Linked DNA regions of Homo sapiens: region 1 is linked to region 2. A link is a loop called in an ENCODE intact Hi-C map of the cell type or tissue named here. Cell type or tissue: MCF 10A. All regions are shown on one strand. Each heading gives the region's core, and the rest is flanking DNA. Links, peaks and the distances in the headings are about the cores only. Region 1 overlaps ATP8A2 (ATPase phospholipid transporting 8A2). Region 2 overlaps LOC105370121 (a long non-coding RNA gene).

Region 1 (4,396 bases), core at 267-4,266, 140 kb after region 2:
GAATTATGTGATCAGCTGTCAATGTGTACAGATGTGACTTAGAAAAGAGGGGTCCTTGGATAGAGTCCTGGGCACTCTAACATTTTGAGGTTAGGGAGATGAGGGTCAACAGAAGGGGCCTGAGAGGATGGCCAGGGAGGTCCCCGGAAACCCGGAGGGAGTGCTCTGAAACTCAGTGTGGAGATGTTCAGGAAGGGGTGGGGTGTACCTGTGCCCAGTGCTGCTGAGCTCAATAAAGATGAGGCTGGAGAACTGTCATGTAAGTGGAGGTCACTGGTGATCTTGAAAAGAGCTGTTAACATATCATTGTGGGGAAGAACGCCTAATAGAGCAGGTGTAAGAGTAACAGGACAGGAACTGGAAACAGCAAGTCCGGAAAACTCTTTTGAGTGAATATTGCAGAAAAGGCAGGGGGAGAAGCAGATCGAGTGGTAGCTGGAGGAAAATGTGAGTTCAAGAGAGGTCGCTTTGTTTTGAGACTGTTCTACAGTCTGACGGCATGAACATCAACGCAGGAAGCTTTTAGGGAGCAGGGGGGAAGGCAGTGATCTGAGAGTAACCGTGAGAAGCAGGGTCCTCCTGGCAGAGCAGTTAAGGCAAGAAGTTTCAGGAATAGTCAGAGGGGTCGGGTTGTGAGGGATCTTGCTGATGATAGGCTGAAAGTTCCAGGAGACAGAGTGGAGGCTCTGAGATGGGGCCTGTTTAGGGTATTTGCATAATGTATGGAGAAGAAAGAGGATCTGCATAGTGTGGGCTCCTGGGGACACTGATGGAAACAGGGGCAGAGGGCCTGACAATCGTGTACTCCCATAAAAATACTAAACAAAGATGTGTGATTTTTAGTGAAGTCTGCTACTTCTCATTATTAAAAAATAAACTAATGATGAAAGGATTGCAGATCACAGTCAGCTTCAAGAGTATATGCTGAGCTGTATACTATTTTTAAAAATAATTCTGGAATATTTTCTTGTCTGAGCCATCTTTGACTCTTATCTTGTTCTGCATATTCAATTGCACTTTGATCAGTTTTAGCTTTCCCCAAATATCTACTTGGTGCCAGTGTGTCTCATTTTACCAAATGATGAAAATCCAAAGATTTGTGACCATGGGGATCCTCTTGCCCGTATAGTGCTTACAGTCTGCTCAGGGTGGAGCCCCTTAGAATGGAAACAAAGTCAGTGACAAATATATATCAGTGCCTTCTATGTGCCCGGCATGGTTCTAGGTGCTAGAGACAGAGCAGGGAACACAGCAGTGTGTCTCACAGAGCTTATGGTCTAGGCAGTGACTACAGTGCACGTGGGAAGAGCTCTCAACTCTCTTCTCTCACCTTGACCCAGATGAGTAAGGAAATTAAGGGTGTACATGTGAATATGGGTGTTGGGGGTTGTGGGAGGGGAGGAGTGGGGACAGAAAGGAAGGAAGTTGTTTTCTATGGACGACAGCATCAGTGCTGTCTATGGCAGAAGCTCTTCCCTATCTTACCGCATTTCTGGACTTAGTGAAAGAACGGGCAGGCAGGAAGTGCACAGACCAAGTGCAGAACCCAGAGGACTACAAATATTCTTTTTTTTTTTTTATTTTGAGCCTGTCGTCAGGCTGGAGTGCAGTGGTGTGATCTCGGCTCACTGCAACCTCCGCCTCCCGGGTTCAAGCAATTCTGCTGCCTCAGCCTCCCAAGTAGCTGGGATTATAGGCTCCCACCACCACACTCAGCTAATTTTTGTATTTTTAGTAGATACGGGGTTTCACCATGTTGGCCAGGATTGTCTCGATCTCTTAACCTCGTGATCCACCCACCTCGACCTCCCTAAGTGCTGGGATTACAGGCGTGAGCCACCGTTTGGACCAGGACTACAAACCTTCTAGAAACTGCCCCTGGAGCCCTCCTCTAAATTCCACACCCAACTCACCCTGCCCTCTGCTGGTCATCAAAGGTATTTTTTAATGTGTGTTTTCTGTTTTTGCCAGAACAACCTGCCCCAAGTTTCAAGGAGGAGAATCAGGGCAGCTGAAAATACAAGCCGTGCTAATGTGAGAATGTAATAGCTGGAGGATATCTCAGAGATGGTCTGATCCCTTCACTTTACAAATGAAAAAAAAATTCGGAGAAATTCCTTACTTGCTGCTTAATTTCTGTCAGGACAAGCTAATTAGCAAGTCCAGTGTGGTTCTTATCATTGCCCACCTGCCTAGTTCAATATCAGATCTAAATGCAACAGAATACGCTCATTGATTCTATATGGTTTTCTCTTCCTTGATAAGAAATAAAGATAATAATCTAATTTCTCCTGCTTCCATTTCCTATACTACCCTTTGTGTGCTCAGTAATTACAGATTTTACTGAACTCTGTCATGGGCAGTTTTTGGACTTGGTCTAATGGTCTAGATTCTGTTTGGAAGTTTCTTAAGGGCAGTATATCTAGGGGTTAAAACCCCAGAATTTAGGGTTAAAGAGAATTGAATTCAGGTTTTAACACTGTCATTTCTACCTATATGGCATTCAAAAGATTCATTTACCTCTGTTACAGATAAAGATAAAAATAAGAATTTGCACTTCATGGGTGGTTGGTAGTGGTCTGTGGGTATGTGCATATAAGTGCATGCACTAACTGACACATTATCAAGATGATATCGACAACATGTTAGATTTCTCCCATGCTGCCCATCGTCATCTAAGGCAAAGTCCTCCAGCTAGGTATTTATCCTATGTAATAGAAGAATTGGCAAAACTTTTGTTATTATTTTCCTTTCTAAATCTAATGATGGAGGCCTAACTAGGAGAGGACCTCATAGTCATCACAGGAGAATTTAAATGTTCTTTTACTGTCATTATCCAGGTGTAAATGATTGCAGAAATAAGCGCTTACTCACCAGGAGCTCTGATTCTGGACAGAGTGTTCATCCTGTAGTGGCTCTGAAGGTCATCACCTTCTGTTGAAAGAAGTCCTGACTACAAGGCCGTCTTCTACCCCACAGGTGGCCAATAAGCACCTCTGCGGACGCCTTCCGTTGTCCAGTAATTGATTTTACATTTACAACGGATGTGTTATCTTAAACCCTCCTCAGAGGTGCCAGCTAGACAAATGGAATATTTTACAGTTATTTTCGAAAAAGTTTTTAAGCATTTATGAGACGAAGTGTATACAGTGCCTCTAAAGAAGGGTCTCTATTCTTCCTCCTTGGATCTTTACATTTACTAAATATAACTTCTGGTCAATACCACACTGGATACAAGATGTTATTTACATCCACTTAGGCTGGGAAAAGTGCTCAGCACAAATGTTAACAACCATTAAGAAGGGCTAAAAATAAAAGTGATCTCACTTCCATGCCTTGGGAGTTTCTCCCCATCATTATCAAGGGCAAACACAGAAACAGGACCTACTCCAGGACAGGAGAGAGCCCTTCCAGGAATAGAGTAAGGAGTGGGGACCTGTCACACCCCAGTGGCTGCCTGGGTCTGCCTGCATAGATCTGTCGTAAAAGTACCTGGATGGCTGGGCACAGTGGCTCATGTCTGCAATCCCAGTACTTTGGGAGGCCGAGACGGGTGGATCATATGAGGTCAGGAGTTCAAGACCAGCCTGGCCAACATAGTGAAACCCTAAAAGTACAAAAATTAGCCAAGTGGTAATGGTGCGTGCCTGTAATCCCTGTAACTCGGCAGGCTGAGGCAGGAGAATGACTTGAGTCTGTGAGGTGGAGGTTGTGGTGAGCCAAGATTGCACCATTGCACTCCAGTCTGGGCAACAGGGTGAGACTCTCTCTCTAACAAAACAAAACAAAGCAAAACAAAACAAAACAGTACTTGAATGGCCAAGCCTGTTGGCTCACGTGTGTAATCTCAGCACTTTGGGAGGCCCAGGTGGGAGGTTCACTTGAGGCCAGGAGTTCGAGACCAGCCTGTACAACATAGTGAGACCCCATCTCTACAAAAAAATTATAAATAGCCAGGCATTGTGGCACATGCCTGTAGTCCCAGCTACTTGAGAGGCTGAGGCAGAAGGATTGCTTGAGCCCAGGAATTTGAGGCTGCAATGAGCTACTGCACCAGTGCATTCCAGCCTGGACAACAGAGCGAGACCCTTCCTCTAAAGAAAAAAAAAAAGAGCACATGAATGATGCTGGTCACTCCCCAGCTGTGGTGGGGGAGGGTTACTGGGCCCAATATTACCATAGATACATGTGTGCTTGTTTATGTGAATAGGTCTCTTGCTCTGACGGTTCATTTCTTCCCTCCCTTACTGCCCCTGTAAAGCTTATCATATAATATTTCATGCTAAAAAGTGATCTAATCCTCATTAACTCTGTTTTTTTTCCAGAGTTTTGCATTTTTTTTTTTGTAATCATTAGTTTATAAATACTGCCCATTTTGCTTTCCATCACAATCATT
Region 2 (4,396 bases), core at 283-4,282:
ATGAATTAGTCACATATAATGAACTAGCCACTTTGCAAAGTATTTAATGCATGTGTCACTTAACCACATGGAGGAACCAAAAATTTGTCCTAATAAAGTACACCTGAAACACTTACCAACACGTGGTTAGGCAAAGAGGTTAAACGAACAGAGTCAGATGTAAACAGCTGAGAGTTCCGTTCCTCTACCACTTACTCATCTTCACCATACAGAGAAGCTTCCTCTCTTTTATTTTTATATTTATCCTTTAAAATATAGTCCTGGGGCCGGGCGCGGTGGCTCACACCTGTAATCCCAGCACTTTGGGAGGCCAAGGTGGGCGGATCACGAGGTCAGGTGATTGAGACCATCCTGGCTAACACGGTGAAACCCCGTCTCTACTAAAAATACAAAAAATTAGCCAGGCGTGGTGGTGGGCGCCTGTGGTCCCAGCTACTTGGGAGGCTGAGGCAGGACAATGGCGTGAACCTGGGAGGCAGAGCTTGCAGTGAGCCAAGATTGCGCCACTGCACTCCAGCCTGGGCGACAGAGCGAGACTCCATCTCAAAAAAATAAAATAAAGTCCCGGAAGAGCAACTGCTGTACATTTATTAGTTCAAGTCAAAATCCTCAGGGACTTGAAAATGGACACTAAATCAGAGGATCTGGAGTGAAATGCCTTGAGAAAGGGTAAGTGGAGAAATGAATGGCCCTTGCGGAGTGAGAAACTGGGTTAAAGCAGTGGGAACAGTCAGAGAAAACAGCCACAAACACTACATCTCCCAAAGACGAAAGCACTTCCCTAGTAGCTGCACAGGAAGGAGGGGCATGAAACATTTATTACTATCGCACTTTTTCAGAAAGCATTTGGCAAAGAGCCACCTGGCCTGACTCCTGGAGGTGCGGCCCTAGTCCCCCCATCCCAGCCCCACTGCCAGGAGGTGCTGCAGAGCACAGAGGCCCTCTAAGTGGGGTCTCTCCAGTGGCAGAAGGCTCTTAGCCATATTGGATGCATCCCATTATGATATTGCATTCTATCTAGCATTAACATTCAAATTGTAAAATCCTAACTCGCTTCTAACTCTGCAATGCACTCAAATATTTAGAATAAATATTTGCCTCAAATTAGGAGGAAGGAAAGAGAAAGCCTATTAAAAGAAAAAAAGGGCCAGGTGCAGTCGCTCACACCTGTAATCCCAGCACTTTGGGAGGCAGAGGCAGGCGGATCACCTGAGGTCGGGAGTTCGAGACCAGCCCGGCCAGCATGGCAAAACCCCATCTCTACTAAAAATACAAAATTAGCCAGGCATGTAATCCCAGCTACTTGGGAGGCTGAGGCAGGAGAATCGCTTGAACCCGGGAGGTGGAGGTTGCAGTGAGCCGAGATTGCACTACTGCACTCCAGCCTGGGCAACAAGAGTGAAACTCTGCTTCAAAATAAAATAAAGAAAAAGAAAAAAAAAAAGAGAGAAATTCTAGCAAATGGAAAAGTCACAGGCTATTTGAAATTTAAAAGTATAATTCTTGGTATGTAGCAATATTTTAACATGGTTCCTTTAAATTTCTTCTCAACTCAATCCAAAATTAAAAAAAAAAAAACCTCAAAAGTTTGGACCTGTATATCCATCCATCCACCTATCTATTCAATCAATAAGGATTTCCTGAGCACCAACGGGATGGCAAGCACTGTGCTTAAGTGTCGAGGATAAAAAGAGAATAACACTTTCTTGCCACTAAAAGAAAGCCTTATAGTCCAGAACAAGAAATGAGACATTTTTCCTTTTCCATGTCCAGTCCCTAGGATATCTTTAATATATTCTCTTTTTCCAATTCTTTTTTTCTGGTGGGGGGGCAGGGTCTTGCTGTTTCACCCAGTCTGGAGTGCAGTGGAGAGATCATGGCTCACTGTAGCCTTGACCTCCTAGGCTCAAACGATCCTCCCAATTCAGCCTCCCGAGTAGCTGGGACTACAAATGCATGGCACCACACCTAAATTTTTGTAGAGACGGAATCTCATTATGTTGCTCAGGCTGGTGTTGAACTCCTGGGCTCGAGCAGTCCTCCCACTTCGACTTCCCAAAGTGCTGGGATTACACGCTTGAGCCACCATGCCCAGTCCTACTTCAGTTATTTTATTAAAAAAGTTATAAAGATAAAAATGTAGTCTGCATTCATGGTCTCTACTTACTCATGTCCCCCATTAAACTATAAAGCCTCTACTGCCTAATGTCGGCCTCTAATCTCTACTGAAACTGCTCTTGCCAAATGAAAATGACAGGGACAATTTCTACTCTTTAAATGACCTCTAGGTGGCACTGGACATAGTTAATAATTTTCTCAATCACACTTCCTCCCTGGATCCTGTCTCTCTTTGGTTTTCCAGTGCGCTCTCTTTTGCTGTTTTTTCTTAAGGTCTGCCCAGTTTTGAGGGATTCCTTCTCAGATCTCTTATCTTATTCTAAGAACTGAAAAATTTTATGCATGCCCATGGCTTAATTCTGCACTATAACCTGGTGGCTTCCAGATTTCCCACTCTAATTGACATCTCTTCCCTTAACACCAGCCTCATATTCCAATTTGTATAAATAGCTCCACTTGGATGTCTCAGAGACATCTCCATGTAATACCCCTAAAACCTAAGCCTCTTTCCCACATACCTGATTCTTCTATTCCCTTCCTAGATGAATGGCAGCCCCATCTATCCCAGTCAGCCTGTGAAAAACCTGGAAGTCACCACTGCTTTATACCCACGCTCATACCTAGGCCCTCTAAATTCAATCTGACCTTGTATCACTCTTGCTTAAAACCAAAGCTCCAAACTGCCTCTCCATCTTCCTCAATATGACATCCAATACAGCTCTTACTACTGTCTAGTCACATTTTCATTATGATCATATTTTAAAATATGTTGCTCCCCACCAAAAGCCATGATGTCCCTTCTTTGCCTCTATATATATTCTAACTGGATAACTTTCCCCTTCCTACCTGGCTAGAGCCTACACATTCATCCAAAGCCTACTCCTATATGCAAACAGGTCAAAAGGAAGTCTTTGATGACCCCTCCCCAAGCTAGACTTCTTTATGCTATAAGAGCAGTAATTTACAGCAGCAAAACTTGTAAACTTGCAGCAAAATAAGTAAACTTGTTTACTTAGTAAACAAGTAATGTTTACTAAGGGCTAACCTGTCACACTGGTTCTTAAATGTGCATAAACATCCCCTGGGAGCCTATGAAAATGCTGGTCTTCAGGGCCCAGTCTGATGCTCAGATCATCTGATCTGGGACTGAGCTCAAGAGTCTACATTTTTAACAAGGTACTCTAAGTGATGCTGACACAGTTGATCAGGGAACCAGATTCTGAGAAACACTGAACTACCGGCTCTCCTCCAATCCACTCACTATGTTGCTACCAAATTAATATTCATAAAATAGCTTTTGTATTAAAACATCAAGTACTTGGCACCAAGCCTGATTGTGTGCTTCACACATACCTGTCAACTAACTTCAATTCAGTGAGGTTGATATTCTCTACAAAGAAGCAGAAGATTACAGGGGTTGACTTGCTCAAACTCTCCTTCCTATTGATAGGATTTAAACTTGAACCTCATTTCAGCCTACCATACCTTGGGTCATTCTCTGTTATAAAAAAACGAATGACCGAAAGTTTCACTGGTACCTCCCTGACAGTCGATGGACTCAAATCCTTGGGTTGGATTCGAAGGCCCTGAGTCTTCCCCTCCTTACTAACTCCCCATACTCCCCACATGAATGCCTCCGATAATTTGCTTAGCAAACACTCCCTTTCCTCTTATAGTTTAAATCTCTCTTCTCCATTGCGTCCCTCTCGAACTGCCAGATACTTGGATCTTCCTTAAATTAAATCACAACATTTTAGAACTGTAAAGGAACATGGCAAACAATGCCTTCATGTAACAGGTGAGGGAATGAGGCCCTGTGGGGAGGTGCCTTTCCCAGAGCCCATTGCAGAGCTGGAACTAGGTCCTGGTTCTCCTGGTCCTTGGGCCAGCACTTTCTCCACAAAAAACACCACCTCCCTTCATTTATTCCAAAAACTACACCTTCCTCTTGTGTGAAGGAGCCTTATGGAGTGATGGAAATGTTCTAAAATGGGATTGAAGTGACAGCTGCAAAACTGTCTATTTACTAAAAATCACTGAATTGTACATTTAAAATGGGTGAATATTAAAGTACGTAAATTATATCTCAATAAAGCTGTTAGAAAATAAAATCTTGCCCTTGGAGAATGAACTACACAATTAGTCAGAAGCAGGCTCCAGCACACAGCAGACAGTGGTGCATCATAGTTATCAGCCTACTGTTTGTCCTCAAGTTAAGGTCCCTGTCCTTCCTTAATCTTTTTTTGAGACGGAGTTTCGCTTTTGTTGCCCAGACTGG

The links. A loop is a pair of places that touch in the nucleus more often than their neighbours do. Peaks named below come from ENCODE experiments on the same cell type or tissue, not always from the same donor. Only the 100,000 strongest peaks of a DNase experiment are listed, where the experiment ranks them.
Region 1: it touches region 2 in a loop (7-fold over the local background); 37 of 110 quality-filtered maps call a loop at or near these places.

What each region holds. Positions count from the first base shown.
Region 1 is chr13:25,374,020-25,378,415 of GRCh38, forward strand. The region is part of intron 1 of ATP8A2 (ATPase phospholipid transporting 8A2); the gene reads left to right. Among named protein-coding and RNA genes, the nearest start is that of ATP8A2, 4.2 kb to the left of the region's middle. In MCF 10A, for the core only: a CTCF peak has its summit at 1,906 (motif pointing left); a DNase peak (open chromatin) is centred at 1,912.
Region 2 is chr13:25,230,857-25,235,252 of GRCh38, forward strand. All of the region lies in intron 1 of LOC105370121 (a long non-coding RNA gene), which reads right to left. Among named protein-coding and RNA genes, the nearest start is that of LINC01053, 52 kb to the left of the region's middle. In MCF 10A, for the core only: a CTCF peak has its summit at 2,301 (motif pointing right); no DNase peak of the experiment used is centred there.